Linked DNA regions of Homo sapiens: region 2 is linked to region 1. Evidence: read pairs that join two places in POLR2A ChIA-PET (ENCODE). Cell type or tissue: MCF 10A. All regions are shown on one strand.

What was found. ChIA-PET counts read pairs that join two places held together with the same protein. Peaks named below come from ENCODE experiments on the same cell type or tissue, not always from the same donor. Only the 100,000 strongest peaks of a DNase experiment are listed, where the experiment ranks them.
Region 2: POLR2A ChIA-PET joins it to region 1 with 12 read pairs; 8 of 35 experiments call an interaction of 5 or more read pairs at or near these places.

The regions. Positions count from the first base shown.
Region 1 is chr5:132,360,466-132,365,465 of GRCh38, forward strand. MIR3936HG (MIR3936 host gene) reads right to left here. Exons shown (of 8, transcript NR_110997.1): 3 at 4,470-4,562. Among named protein-coding and RNA genes, the nearest start is that of MIR3936, 2.6 kb to the right of the region's middle. In MCF 10A, no CTCF peak of the experiment used is centred here; DNase peaks (open chromatin) are centred at 1,836, 3,066 and 4,086.
Region 2 is chr5:132,257,882-132,262,881 of GRCh38, forward strand. PDLIM4 (PDZ and LIM domain 4) reads left to right here. Exons shown (of 7, transcript NM_003687.4): 2 at 4,728-4,879. Among named protein-coding and RNA genes, the nearest start is that of PDLIM4, 2.7 kb to the left of the region's middle. RefSeq lists enhancers at 369-1,158, 3,149-3,268. In MCF 10A, no CTCF peak of the experiment used is centred here; DNase peaks (open chromatin) are centred at 690, 1,500, 1,770, 3,000 and 1 weaker place.

The DNA of each region.
Region 1 (5,000 bases):
TATGCCTTAAAAAAAAATTTTTTTTTTTTTGAGACGGAGTCTTGATCTGTCGCCCAGGCTGGAGTGCAGTGGTGCAATCTCCACTCATTGCAACCTCCGCCTCCGGGGTTCACTCCATTCTCCTGCCTCAGCCTCCTGAGTAGCGGGTACTACAGGTGCCCACCACAACGCCCGGCTAATTTTTTGTATTTTTGGTAGAGACGGGGTTTCACCATGTTAGCCAGGATGGTCTCGATCTCCTGACCTCATGATCCGCCTGCCTCGGCCTCCCAAAGTGCTGGGATTACAGGCATGAGCCACTGCACCCAGCCAAAAAAAATTTTTTTAAAGAGAAAGGTCTTGCTATGTTGCCCTGGCTGGCCTCAAACTCCTGGGCCCCAGCATCTTCCTGCCGCAGCCTTCCAAGAAGCTGGAACTATAGGCACATCCTCTGACTTTTTGTTCTGTGTGAGCAGGAGTCCTCAGTGAATTGGATGATGCCTGCCCACATTGGTGAGGGCGGACCTTATTTGCTCCGTCTACTGATTCAAATGCTTGTGAACCTCTCCGAACACATCCTCACAGACACAGACACAGACACAAATAATGTTTTACTTGCTATCTCATAAAATTAACCATCATGCAGACAGACCAGACCTCTAATATGGACCTACCACATGCTAACTATAGCAACTGGGTAAATTACTTTACTTCTCTTTTGTTTCTTTGCCTGTAAAGTGAAGACAAGAATATCAATCGCGTAAAGCTATTGTGAGGATGAAATGAGGTCATGTACTATTGTTAGTATTATTCTTGTAATAATACAATAGCAGAGCAAATTGATACTTGCCCAGGACCTCCTAATTTCTGCCTTAACCTGGCATCTAGCTTAGAACACATTAACATAGTTAATAACTTATATTATCCAAATTTAACTCAGCCAAGACCTCCTGATCTCCTTCGATGGAATTTTACTCTAAGATGACTGTATTCCCTAGGGAAACCTATGTGTTCCTATATGACTTCTCTCCTGGGTGATTCTGTCCAGACCCATGGCCTTAAATACCATCTATATGTGAATGATTCCCTAATTTATATCTCATTCTGATCTCTTTTATGACCTTCAGACTCATATATCCAGCCGTCTATTTGACATTTTGACTTGGATGTCTAATAGACATCCCAAAATTGCATTTAAAATAAAACTCTTGCACAGGCAACAAAAGAAAAAATAGAAAAATTGGGCTACATCAAAAATGTAAAACTTCTGTGCGTAAAAGGATATAATCAATAGTGAAAAGGCATAGAATGGGAGAAAATATTTGCAAATCATGTATCTGATAAGTGGTTCATATCCCAAATATGTAAAGAACTCCTACAATTCAACAACAACAAAAAAAAAACCTGATTTTAAAATGGGCAAAAGAGTTGAGTAGACATTTCTCCAAAGAAAATATATAAATTGCCAATAAGCACATGAAAAGATGCTCAACATAATTAATAATTAGGGAAATGCAAATAAAACCACAATGAAATACCACTTTATACCCATTAGGATAGCTTCTGTAAAAAAACAAAAACAAACAAAACAACAACAACAGCAAAACCACAGAAAATAACAAGTATTGGCGAGGACGTGGAGAAACTGGAACTCTTGTGCACTGTTGGTGGGAATGTAAAATGGTACAGCTACCGGGGAAAACAGTATGGCAATTCCTTAAAAAAATTAAACATAGAATTACCACATGATCCAGCAATTCCACTTCTGGGTATATACCCAAAGAATTAAAAGCAAGTACTCAAATAGATACTTGTACATACATGTTCACAGCAGCATTAGTCACAACAGGCAAAAGATGGAAGCAACCCAAGTGTCCATCAGTGGATGAATGGGTAAACAAAATGTAGTATACATATATAATGGCATATTATTCAGTCTTAAAAAGGAAGGAAATTCTGACATATGCTACAACATGGATGAACCTTGAAGACATTATGCTAAGTGACAATAAAAGCGAGTCACAAAAGGACAAATACTATGTGATTCCACTTATGAGAGTGGTCAAATTCATAGAGACTTCTGTATTATAGAAGGGTTTTCGGGGCTAGGGTAAGGAGGGGAGTGGGGAGTTAGTGTTTAATAGGTACAGAGTTTCAATTTTGCAAGATGAAAAGAGTTCTCTACAGATGGATGATGGTGATGGTTGCACAATGTGAATGTACTTAATGCCCTTAAGAGTGGTTAAAATGGTAAATTTTATGTTATGTGTATTTCACCACAATTTTTAAAAAGCAAAAAATAAAAATAAAAAACTCTTAATTTCCCAAACCCCCACCCCATCAAATCTCCCCATTTCAAAAACAAACATGAAAAGCTATAAAGTTGCTCAGGCTAAAAATCCAGGAGTCATCCTTAATTTCCTTCCCTCATGCCCACATCCAATAGTAAATCATGTCACCTTTTTCCTCCAAAAATATTCTGAATTCATCCATTTATCTCTTCCACAGTTACCACTCTAGTTCAGGCCATCATAAGCTCTTGCCTATAATGCTGCAATGCTTTCTAATCAGTCAACCTGCTTTCATTCTTGTCCTCTACAGTCCCTTCTCTATATAGCAGCCAGAATGTTCCTTTTATGCTAGAAGTAAGACCTTATGCTTTTCTCTGCCTGAAAATACTCTGATAGGCCAGGCACGGTGGCCCACACCTATAATCCTAGCACTTTGGGAGGCCAAAGTGGGCAGCATTCAAGACCAGCCTGGGCAACATGGCAAAATCCCATCTCTACAAAAAATACAAAAATTAGCCAGGTGTGGTGCGTGTAGTCCTAGCTTCTGGGGAAGATGAGGTGTGAGGATCACTTAAGCCCAGGAGGCAGAAGTTGCAGAGAGTCAAGATCATGCCACTGCACTCCAGCCTGGGTGACAGTGAGACCCTGTCTCAAAAAAGAAAAAATATTCTGGTAGTGTTCCATCTAGAATAAAATCCAAACTCCTTGCCACTATCTACAAGGCACTAGACAATTTGGCTTCCATAAAAACTGGCCTCCTGCCAATGTCTCTGACTTATGTTCCAACATTACTCACTTTGATCACTATGTTCTAGTCACGCTGGTCTTCTCTCCGTTACTTAGTCACCCCGAGCACATCCCTTACCTCACAGTCTTTGTACTTGCTGCTCTTCTGCTTAGTACACCTGCTTCCCAGATCTTCACATGACAGATTCCTTCTCGTCCTTTGCCTCTCAGCTCAGATATCACTTTCTCAGAAACATGTTCACTTACCATTCATCTAAAGCAGCTACCCAATGACTGTCATTCTATACCATTACTCTCTTTTCTTTCACCTTGGCAATTACCACTACTTGAAGTTTGTATTTATTTGTACAAGTTTATTGTCAGCCTCTCCATCCTCCAAGTAAAATACGAGCTCCATGAAAACAGATAGCTTGTTTCTTTCCTCAGTTCCCAGAACTCGGAACAGTGTTTGGCACACATCAGTCTATTCATATGTTTGCCAAATGAACGAAGAAGTAAAAACCACTAGTGACCCAATTTTCCTGCCATGTCATATATATACATAAAAGTCTTTTGGGAAAACTCATATTTCTATATTGGCCCTCACTAATGTCTTTTCCATCTATTCTAGAATGCAATAACCAGTCTTTAAAATGCAAGCAGAATATTTCACATTTCATTTTTGCAGGTATCTCTGAGGGGAATGAATTTACATTTCTACTACCACAAATAGGATGGTCAAGTTTGTTGCAATGCAAAATTTTTTCTGTGGAATTCAAAAACTGTCCTGTACCTCTTGAAGCCGAATTGTGGGGTTTCACATTGGAAATTACACTCATCTAAAGAAACAGTCTGGACATTTAAGTCCTTAAACAGTTGTTCAAAGTATTTTATTACATACTTTTTCTAGTCTTCAGAATGTTTCAAGGTCCATTGTCTTCATGGCTAGTTACCTGTCTGTCCAGGCCAAACAAACTGGAGTTAAAATGCAGAATCACATAACAGCAGAAATGTGATTTCTCATTCTATTGTGCAATCCAACAGAATTGTGCCAAGTCTTGCTAGGCTGACGCTGCTCTACTCTGCCCAAATGCCAATATGCATTGGGGTGATGACATCCCACTTGGGATATTGTCTGATGACACAGACAGACTTCTCTGTTTCTCCACTCTTGGGTCATATAATTCAATGTTCTGGGGCTGAGGCAAATAATGTCTTACAGTGATTTTGGCAAGAAAAAAACAGCTATTTCAGATTTTGTTCAAGTTCCCCTAGTCATGTCAGACCCCATTGACTTCAGTAGGGATGGCACCATGTTCAAGAGGCTGAAGAAGAGACCTAGAACCAGAAACTGAGACATAAGGTTTATTGAGGGGACTTACAATACAGGGCAGTCCAGTGGCAGTGGGCTGGGCAGGAGAACCAAAACTCCTTGTAAAAAGCATGCAATTGGCCAGGCGTGGTGGCTCATACCTGTAATCCCAGCGCTTTGGGAGGCTGAGGCAGGTGGATCACCTGAAGTCAGGAGTTTGAGACCAGGCTGACCAACATGGGGAAACCCTGACTCTACTAAATACAAAAAATTAGCCGGGCCTGGTGGTGGGCACCTGTAATCCCAGCTACTTGGGAGGCTGAGACAGCAGAATCACTTGAACCCAGGAGGCGGAGGTTGCAGTGAGCCGAGATTGCACCATTGCACTCCAGCCTGGGCAACAAGAGCAAAAACTCTGTCTCAAAAAAACAAAAACAAACAAAAAACACCATGCAGTTTATATAACATTTTTACTTAACACCTTTCCCCTAGCAACCTCCACCAGGCAACCTTCATTTAACCTAAAACAAAGGGCTTTGATCGCCTCGTAGGGCCTGCATTCTACAGGATGGGCTGGGGGTGGGAGCAGTTCAGAAGTTCGTCATAGATAAGAAATGAAATATCTGGGTTGGCCACTCCCAGATTCCTTAGCTTGGAGCTCTGAACACACATTCTTCTTAGACCATAGGGTC
Region 2 (5,000 bases), 100 kb before region 1:
TCGCGGTCCGCCCGGGACCCAGATCCCCTGTGTATCCGAGGCTTGAAGGCGGAGGGTTGGCCTGGGCGCCCCGCATGCTGTAGAGGCGGCTTCCAGGCAGAGGCAGGCAGCCCCAGCCGCCCTCCTCCCACGCTGGGCCTGTCTGCCCGATCCCGCGAAGAATCTCCCAAGAGTTCACGCACCCGCCTCCCCGCTGGCCTCATCTGGGGGAGCCACTGTGGACCCGGGAAGGACCCGCGGAGATGGGCCAGGGGTCTAGACAGCTCTACAGAGGCCCAGAAACTCTTCAGACTCACCCCCTGCCTGAAGATCTGGGGCAAAATGATTTAGAGCCCCCCTTCCCCTATCAGGGGTCCCTGCCGGCAGAGCTTGGTGACCCAGGGAGGTCTGGGGTCCTCGCTGAATCTGAGAAGACAGAGGTCCATCCACTTCCCACTTTGGGCGTGAGTCAGTCTCTCATTCACGACCTCAGTCACCCTAAGGGGAAGTGACCAGGAGGAATTTTGGCTTCCAGGGGAAAGGGAGACTTAACTGTGAGGTTGTGAGACCCCTCCCCACAAGATGACACAAAGCCGGGGGCCAGGACAGCCTCAGGCCCGTTCCTCAAGTTTCCCAGGGCCCTGCCTTGCCCACAGAGAAGGAAAAGGAGCCGGCACAGCCCTGGAGCGTGGCTAGTCTGAGGATAGAGGAGTGGAGGAGGTGACTCAGGCCCTGTTCGAGGGGGTGCCTGTCTAGGGGAGACAGGATCCTGGCCCAGCCTCGACATCCTCGTGTCTGGAGGGCCAAAAGAGAGGACTCAGACCCTGCCCTTGGGGGTCCCCAGCCTAAGGGACAGAAGAGGAGAGAACCCAGGCCCTGCCCTTGGCGGCTCTCAGTCTGGAAGGAGCAGAGGAGATAACCTGAAACCATCTGACGGCCATCCCTTGCTCCCACACAGGCTGATCTTGTCTTTGGGGGCCTGTGTCAGAGGCACAGAGAAGCACCTTCCCCCACCCTACTGCCACCTCTTGCCATGGGGGCTGGGCCAAGCCGGCTGGGCTTTAAGAGACTTCTGTCCAGTTCTTGGGAGGGGGTGGGCACCAGGTGGAGCGTGGAATCATGGAATCCCGTTTCTGGGGGCCAGGGTGACAGGCAGGCCCAGCTGTCCTAGGAGGCTTCCCACATCTGCCCTCACTGCCAGGTCCCTGGGGCCGAGTGAGGTGGGCCTTCAACACATCCCAGAGCCTTTCATCTCCTCTTTCCTATAGGATTCCTGCTGTGTGTGTGTGTGTGTGTGTGTGTGTGTGTACGCAAGCCTGTGTCTGCTTGTGTGTGTCATGCTGTGTGTCCGCTGAGGGGGCTGGTGGGGACACTAAGCGGGCTGGCCAGGCACCCTGGGCGTGAGGCCGCTGACAGGCTCAGTGGCGGCGGCTGACGGCTGCAGGCGGCAGGGAGCTGAGACATCTGTTGCCCACGCGGCTGCCTGCCCTCCGAGGAAAGGCCTCCACACGTCACAGCTGCGGCTGCGGCAGCAGCAGCAGCAACAGCCTTGTTTGGAGCTGACTGGGGATGCAGGCCCCAGGCAGGCAGTCTGGGAGAAGGTTTGCCAGGAAGAGCCTCCTTTGTCCCCCAAAGTCACGCGGCAGCAGCTCAGGCCCAAGGAGCCAGGATGGCTGAGGTTGGGTTTGGGTGGGATCTGGGGAGATTTACAGCGCTGGGGAGGCACAGGCCACAGCTTGCCTAGCAGGTACCTCTGGGGCAGGTCTACAGGGACTGAAGATATGTGGGAGTGTCTTCACCAGTGGGGCTCAAGATCCAGCCCCTCCCTTGCTTCCAGGACCTCCCCTACGCGGGACCTGGTAGGGAGGGACAGCCTCACACAGACAGGGAGGAGGCTATCGGCCCGGCAGGGCTGGGGGCTTGCAATCTCAGCCCATGAAGCCTCCAGGAGTCCCAAGAACATCATCCGGGGCTCCTTCCCCACAAGCTATAATGATGGCTGGCCTTGGCCAAGCATCCAGGGTGTGCCAGGCCCTACCCTAATGGGTGTTGGTAACAGCTCCCTCCAGTCCCTGTAGTGAGCACCACCTTATTTATGCCCAGCCTCCTGTGGGGGCTTTACATGCCCTGTTTTTCTCAAATAGTCCTTACAACAGCCTTTAGAAGTAAGGACTCCCTCTGGCCTTACATAGATGGAGACCCAGGCACAGAGAGGCTAATGTAATCAACCTAGAGAAGCAGAGTGGAGACAGGAGGAATCCAGGCAGTCTGCAGTTTGCTGTGACTGTGTAGGACAATGTGGCACCTGGTTCTGACTTGGACTCCCAGCCCACCACATCTAGGCTGGGTGGAGCAGGGGCTGGGAATGCAGCCACTACCGGTAAGGGGCTGATTCATGCCCTCACCGCCCACCTGACTTCACTGTTCCTGTCTCTGTTCCTTCTTTCTGTTTATCCTGTGCTTAGGAGCTAGACGGATCGGCCTGAATTCCACTCTGTCCTGTGACTTCCCGCTTAGAGCCCTCCATGGTTCCCAGCCACCCAGGAGAAATGCCAGCTTCCCACCCGGGTGTACAAGACTCTGCAATATCTGATCCCTGCCTCTTCTCTGACTTCATCTCTCCCACTCTCCCCTCACTCATGATGCTCCGGCCATACAACCTTCCTTCTTCTTTCTCTCCAGATATGCCATTATACATGCTGGTCCTTCTGCCTGGAACACTATCTCTCCCTCAGATACTCTCTTTTCCCTTACCCCCTTTGGAAGAAAAATGCAGGTGTTAAGAGCATAGTTTTAAATTTGGAATCAGGTGGCCTGGATTGAAATCTTGATTCAGTCTTTTATCAATTAACTATCCTTCTGTACTTCTCTGGACCTCCGTTTCCTGATCTAGGAAATGGGCTTGCCTTCAGGATTAATGAGATAATGCATGTAAAGGTGACTGGGAGAGTCACAATTTCTTGGCCTCACGCCCTCTCTGACCAGAACTCCCCTAGCTCAATAGAGCTGGCAGCATCCCAGCCACCACTGCTTTCAAGAAACTTCCTCCGCCCACAGAAGCCTGAATGTACCCCTTGTGCTGGCTGAGTCATCCTGCCGCAGTTAGCCGCCCCCTGAAGAAAGACTCCTCTCCAGTGTGGGGACTGGGGCATGGCATCCCTCCCCCAAGCTTCTTTCTCTTCATCTGTAAAATAGGGATGAGAACAGCCTCTGCCTCACCAGGTGGTTGAGGGGTTGCTGTGAGCTAGTTATGGGTAAAGCATAGAGCCCAGGCCCTGGCACAAGGCAGGTATCCATGAAGGGGAGGAGGCAGAGGATGGCCTTGAGGGGAGGGTGGGATGGTGCCAAGTGGGTGTCTCCCCCAGGATGACAGGCTTGCACAGGTGCCCAGGCCCTACAAGTGAACATTAATGATGGGCTAGTTGGCTGAGGGTGTCATGCTTCAGAAGAACGTTTCCTTGAGGCAGCCTACTTCAGGGCAGGTCAGCTTGGGCAGTGCCAACACCAGGCCTCCAGCCAAGGAGCTGCCAGCACCTCAGCTTTGTCCACTCACTACTGAGACCTGGCTGAACTGAGCCTAGCTGGGCTTCCAGGAGTTCCCACCAGTAGGAGCTCCCACCCAAAAGAATGGGGTCACTGGCAGCTTTTGAACCAGCTGGGCACTGGCTGGAGAGGCTGGGTAAGAAATATATTTCTAAAGGCTATGTTGGGGTCAAGGCAGGGTGAGGGGTGCTCCATGGCCTGGATTCCCCTGAGTTGCTTACTTAGATATCTCTGTGAGTCTAACTCCACCCCCCATTCTAGCCTTCTTCAGTTGACCAGCATTGTAAGAGCTTCCAGGTGTGAACACTGCTTGACCCCGAGGGGTCAATAGTGGCACTGAGGTAGCCTGAGTTCCTGTCCTGCAGGGGAAGTAGAGGTAGAATTCTGACCCCCAAACGCAGGCTGTCAGCTGGAACTGGATGGCCCTGGACTTGCTCAGGGAGGTGATGTTCAGACCTTCCCATTTTAATTATAATGAAGTATTAACATGAACAGTGTAGGGGGAAAAGGTGGTCATGGGAGCACACTGGGTAGTGAGATCCCAGAGAGGCTCCCAGAGGAAGTGGCCTCTATGCTGAGATCTGAAGGATGAGGATGTGGGAGTCAAAGGAATGTTCCAGGTGGAGGGAGCAGCTTTTGCAGAAGTGTAGAGGTGAGTGATATATGGTGCCTGTGAGCACCCCATAGACATTCACATGGTCTGGACAGAGTGTGGGTGTGGAGGTGGGGATGAGAGTTGAAATCAAGCAAGTAGGAAGGCAAGGTCACTAAGGGTTTGAATATTAGGTCAAGGTGTGTAGTCTGTCTGGTTGGGGCCTTGTCTGTGTAGGGTATCTGTGATATGTCCATGCTGTGTATGTATCTGTGAGCACCTATGTCTCCATGTGTCTCTGTGTCCCCTGCATGTCCTTGGGCACATACGCAGGCTGCAAGAACAACATCCATTTGTCCCAGCCCTGAGGAAGCCCTTCTCGTATATCCTCATGCCCTGCCAGGCCTCCAGGTGCTGGAGTTGGAGGTGTTTCCAGCAAGGCTGCAGCCAGGCTACATGGGGACCTCAACCAGCCACTCGGCTTGCCCATCCACAGGCCATGCTGGTAGCAGGCCACACTGGCTAGGTTCTGAGGTTGGAGGAGGCCTAGGGCACAGCTTGCAGCAAGACCATATCATGACTGTGCCCAGCCATCTGGCTTGTCTGCTCGCAGGTCCATGCTGGCAGCAAGGCTGCATTGGCTGCCCTGTGCCCAGGAGACCTGATCCAGGCCATCAATGGTGAGAGCACAGAGCTCATGACACACCTGGAGGCACAGAACCGCATCAAGGGCTGCCACGATCACCTCACACTGTCTGTGAGCAGGTATGCACAGGTGGGCTGGGCTGGGAGGATGGAAGGACGAGGTGGGCAGTTATGGGCAGCTGGCATTTTGGGTGAGCCCAGCTTCACACAGCCTCTCTGCCTCAGCTCCTGGGTGCCCCAT